Regions from separate parts of the Homo sapiens genome. Here region 1 is linked to region 2. The links are chromatin loops, found by intact Hi-C in ENCODE. Cell type or tissue: adrenal gland. All regions are shown on one strand.

Region 1 (2,500 bases), 360 kb before region 2:
CCACTGAGGTGTGGCCAGTAGGCTAGTTGAACCTCAGTGACTGCGTGAACCTCAGTGATTCCTTGGTGACAGGTTGAGGGCAGCTCCAGTGCCAGCAATAGGGTGGCACAGAAGCTCATCTCAGTCATCCTGCAGGCACATGAGGGGGTGCCCTCCGGCCACCTGTACTGTATCAGCCCCAAGCAGGTGGTGAGTTGGGGTATGGGCTGGGAGCTGTCTGCATTGGCCGGCCAGTGGGCATGGGACAGTGCTAAGGCTGCTGTGTCTATGCCAGGTGGTCCCTGCTGGGGGCAGCAGTACCATCTACATCTCCTTCACCCCTATGGTGCTCAGCCCTGAGATCCTGCACAAGGTGGAGTGTACTGGCTACGCCCTGGGTTTCATGAGCTTGGACAGCAAGGTGAGCTCTTCCGGCCTGGGGTGGGGGCCGCAGCCACTGCTCCCTCCTGGGTAGCATGCTGCCTACTCAGCCCAGGGATCAGCTGTGATCAGACTTGGGCTCAGTAGGTGGAAAGGGAGATTCCAGGGAAGAGGCATCGCCTGCAGGACTTTGCGGTGGGACCCCTGAAACTGGACCTGCATAGCTACGTGAGGCCTGCACAGTGAGTCAGCTGGGGTGCCCCATCTCCTTTCATCCCCATGGGGTGCACCCTCACCAGGCACTGGTGGAGCCAGGCAGGGTTCTCAGAGCAAAAGGACGGGCATGGGTGGAGAAGTCAGCAGAGGAGCCCAGGGAAAGGCTGGCCCGAGGCTGGATGAGCAGAGTGGGGGCAGCCAGAAGGCCCCAGGCGCCCGGCTTGCCCCAACAATGCCTATTGCTGGGCAGGCTAAGTGTGGAGCTGGACTACGGCGGCAGTATGGAATTCCAGTGCCAGGCCAGTGACCTCATTCCCGAGCAGCCCTGCTCTGGGGTGAGTGTGCTGCCACCCTCTGGCCCTGCCAGCTTACCTGGACCTCAGATGTCTCTGTGTGCCCTTGTGGGACTCAGGCCTTATAGTCTGAGCCCAAATCCCCTCCCCCAGCCCTCCCAGCCCTACCCTAGAGCCATGGGGTTGAAGAGAGAGACAAGATGCATTCCCTGCCTCCTACCTCTGTGGCTGCCCAGGTGCTGAGTGAGCTGGTGACCACCCACCACCTGAAGCTGACCAACACTACAGAGATCCCACACTACTTCCGGCTTATGGTCTCCAGGCCCTTCTCCGTTTCTCAAGATGGGGCGAGCCAGGACCACAGAGCTCCTGGCCCTGGCCAGAAGCAGGAGTGTGAGGAGGAGACAGCCTCAGCGGACAAGCAGCTGGTGCTCCAAGCACAGGAGAACATGCTGGTCAGTGGGGGAGTCTGCAGCCCTTGCCTCGATGGCACACCCTCACATGTGTACAGACAGCACCCCTGCACGCCACCCTCAGGTGCTTGTACCCAGACGCAAACTGCATGCCTGACCCTGCCATACCCTGCATGAACACTCGGGGGTGCACTCCCACCAGAGACACCACATTCAGCACCTCTGCACAAGTGGCTCACATGGGCATGGCCACACCAGACGTTGTGTTCACATACATGCATGCACGTGCTCCATAAATGTCCCCAGACTTCCCTTTCCCTCTTAGTCCCCACTGCTGAGATGCTGGTGGAGGCTGATGCATTCCTGTGAGCACCTCCCCTTCCCACACACACAGACTCCGTCCTCCTGTGCAAGCTCAGGGTTTGTGTCCCAGCTCAGGTGAGCCCATGGGGTTGCCATAATTGTAAGACACTCCAGGTTCTAACGTAAAATTTCCTCTTCTGACTTATTCTCAGTGACAATTGGATCCTGGATTTTCAGAGTTGGTTAGGTAGGGGAAGGTCTTGGGAATGTCAGGACCTCACTGGAAACCATCAACTTCCTCTGGTCTCTGAGGCAACTGGAATGAGGCTGAGTGTGCGCACACCCATATCTGCACAGTGGGCTTCCAGGGTGTGCAGAGGCAGGCTGAGGGTAGACAGCGCCGCCCTGTCTCCTACTTCCCCTCCTGCTTCAGAGGCCCTCTTTCTTCTTCTCGGAGGGCTTCCCTTTATGCTGTGCTCCCTTGAGCTCTGCCAGGTCCTAGCCTCACTCTGCACATTTCTGGGTTGTCTCATCCATTTCCAGAGCCTCAGTGAACAGCCATATTATTTCTATCCAATGTATACTCCACTGTGTAGCGAGGGCCTGCTGTGTACTAGATGCTGTGCTAGGTGATGGTACTCCCCGAGGACCTCATCATGGAGGTCAGGGACACACACGGATCTGCAGAAGACAGAATGGCACCCTTGACCCACTTTGCGTTTGCTCCCTTCAACGAGCTAAATGGATGGGAAGGCCCAGAGCACAGCCAGAGGTTCCATTCCACCAGAGCTTCCAAGGAGACACGGCGGTTAGCCACCAGGCATTTAAAAGTCCTTGGCAGCTCTGGGGAAGCCCAAAAGTTCCAGAAAAAGGACATCACATAATTAATGGTGCTGCATCTCACCCTCCATGCGC
Region 2 (2,500 bases):
GTTGGGTGATACGGGGTCACTCACACCCCATGCATGGACCTTAGTGGCCCCATTTGTAAATCGAAGTGCTAGCCTTAAGTGATCTCAGGGATCACTGTTGGCCTCATGCTCTGGGGCCTAGCTTAATACAGGTCTTCTCCTGGTCCCCTTACAAATGCTGAAGCTGGGAGGCTGGGGGGTGGGGATTGGGCTGGGAGGCTTGAGGGTGGGGAATGGGGAATGGTTGTTCTGCTGTAGGGCAATGTGACTGCAGCAGGGCTAAGCCAGCCACTTGTCCCCCCAACCCCTCGCCCCCGGCCTCAGGACAAGCAGTCGTGGCAGAGTGAACGGGAGATCTTCAGCACACCTGGCATGAAGCACGAGAACCTGCTACAGTTCATTGCTGCCGAGAAGCGAGGCTCCAACCTCGAAGTAGAGCTGTGGCTCATCACGGCCTTCCATGACAAGGTGAGCCACACCCATCAGAATGGACTCTGAGAGGAGATGGAATGTCCCCTTGGTGGCTCTCCATAATATGATGACCCCTTCCCTGTGGAGGTGTCCACCATGAAGTACTCTGCCCCGGTAGCACTATCCACTATGGGGTTACTCCTGCCATAGGTGTGGACATTGGTTCCCCTATGATAGGAACCTCTCACCCTGGGATAAGTTTTTATGATAAGAGTAGTGACTCCATGATTCCCACCCCTAGCCCTCCCTGCCTCCTGGCCTCATCCATCTTCCATATCGATTGTAGTAGCCTTCCAGGAGAGCAGCCTAGCCATTGGCCCACTGAGACTTCTCTGCCAGGGCTGGGCTGGGTCCTGTCCTGTACCCAGAATCTGTGCTCAAGTTCTGTGCTGTCTTCTCTCAGGGCTCCCTCACGGATTACCTCAAGGGGAACATCATCACATGGAACGAACTGTGTCATGTAGCAGAGACGATGTCACGAGGCCTCTCATACCTGCATGAGGATGTGCCCTGGTGCCGTGGCGAGGGCCACAAGCCGTCTATTGCCCACAGGTACCTGGGTCAGCAGGTGCCTTTCCTGCACTTGACCTGGAGCTGTGGGAAGGGTTGGTGGGCGAGAGCAGTGTCTGGAGATGTCTCAACTTCCTAAACATACTTACCCTGCTTGCTGTGTGTCCGAGGCAGCTGGGCACAAAACCTGGCCTTCCCACTGTGTCCTGGGGATGGCATGGCCTCCCAAGCTGGTTTTTGGTGCCCTCTAATGGCCACATGAAGTGCTGACTCCATTACTTTGGTTGGAGAGTTGGCTCAGTAGTTCTCAAATTTTCTAGTTTAGGATCCCTTTATACTCTTAAAATGACTTTTGTGTAAGTGGATTATGACTATTGATATTTGCTGTATTTGAGCACACCCACACATCCCATTCGCTGTCAGAGTGAGGACATCACATCTCATGTAGCCTCGGGAAAACTCTATGCTCCTAAGAGAATGAGCCTTATAAAAGCAAATAAATGAAAATAATTTTGACTTTATAGATTCCCTTGGAACAGTCTTAGAGATCTTCTGGGGTCCTCGAACCACCCTTTAAGAAACTCTGGATGAGCTCATCACTGTCATGCTTACTAAATGGCAGGCAGTGCTCTAAACACTTGAGAAGTATCAATTCATTTGACCTTCATTACCGCCCATTGAGACAAGTACTGTATTTCTCAGCTCTGTCTTGCAGATGGAGGAACAGTAGTACAGAGAAGTTGAATGACTTAGCCAAGGTCTTGTAGCTAGTTGAGTCTGGTTCTGTGACTGTGAGGGAGGGGAATGAACCTCAAATTCCAGCGTTCAAAGCTGAAGGGTCCCTGATGGTAATAACAGTAATGACATAGAAGGTAGACTGTATGAAATTGCCGTTTTTATAGGTCAAAAGGTTGAATGTTGTCTCTGCTATATGGCTCAACTTAATAGGAATACCTAGTAAGTATGCCAGGTGTGGCCCTAAACATTTGCACTTACCACTCAGTCGAATCCTCACAAGGCTGAGACAGGCACTGGGGAAACTGAGTACCACAAGTAGCTTTGCTTAGTTAGAGGTGGAGCTGGGTGCATGCAATAGCACCCTTGCTCCAGCCGGCCTTCATGGTGAGCTTGAGACCCTAAGGGGTCTCTGCAGGATCCTAGGAAAGCTAATATTAAATTCCTATTCTCATTCACATTCCAAATGCTGTAAATTCTTCTCAGAAAACTTGCATCCCAGGCCAGTGTGCCTGTCCACAACCCCTCTGAGAATATATGGGCTGGCCTTTGATAGTGTGGGGACTGGGACAGGGTCTGCCCAGCCATTAGGGTAGGTGTTGCTTTGCCAACCCTGGGGGAAGCCTTCCATCTGAAGTGCACTGAGGGATTCTCACACCCATGTCGGCGCCTGCAGCTGCCTGCTTGTGCTGCTTCACCTCTGCACCCCAGGTAGGGTGGGATGGCCTGGTCTGGGGCCTGACTCTAGGGCACAGACTCTAGTATCTTGGGAACCAAGGTGGGAGTTGGATCATGATGTTAAGCT

What was found. Hi-C counts contacts between places; a loop is a spot of excess contacts. Peaks named below come from ENCODE experiments on the same cell type or tissue, not always from the same donor. Only the 100,000 strongest peaks of a DNase experiment are listed, where the experiment ranks them.
Region 1: a loop joins it to region 2, with 2.4 times the contacts of the local background. A loop is called at or near these places in 60 of 110 quality-filtered maps.

The regions. Positions count from the first base shown.
Region 1 is chr3:38,116,701-38,119,200 of GRCh38, forward strand. DLEC1 (DLEC1 cilia and flagella associated protein) reads left to right here. Exons shown (of 37, transcript NM_007335.4): 29 at 73-189; 30 at 275-400; 31 at 508-602; 32 at 827-911; 33 at 1,106-1,324. The region is part of intron 1 of LOC105377033 (a long non-coding RNA gene); the gene reads right to left. Among named protein-coding and RNA genes, the nearest start is that of ACAA1, 19 kb to the right of the region's middle. RefSeq lists an enhancer at 568-1,526. In adrenal gland, a CTCF peak has its summit at 1,453; a DNase peak (open chromatin) is centred at 1,471.
Region 2 is chr3:38,478,825-38,481,324 of GRCh38, forward strand. ACVR2B (activin A receptor type 2B) reads left to right here. Exons shown (of 11, transcript NM_001106.4): 6 at 304-447; 7 at 854-1,002. Among named protein-coding and RNA genes, the nearest start is that of EXOG, 16 kb to the right of the region's middle. In adrenal gland, a CTCF peak has its summit at 1,221 (motif pointing left); a DNase peak (open chromatin) is centred at 927; H3K27ac peaks cover 501 bases.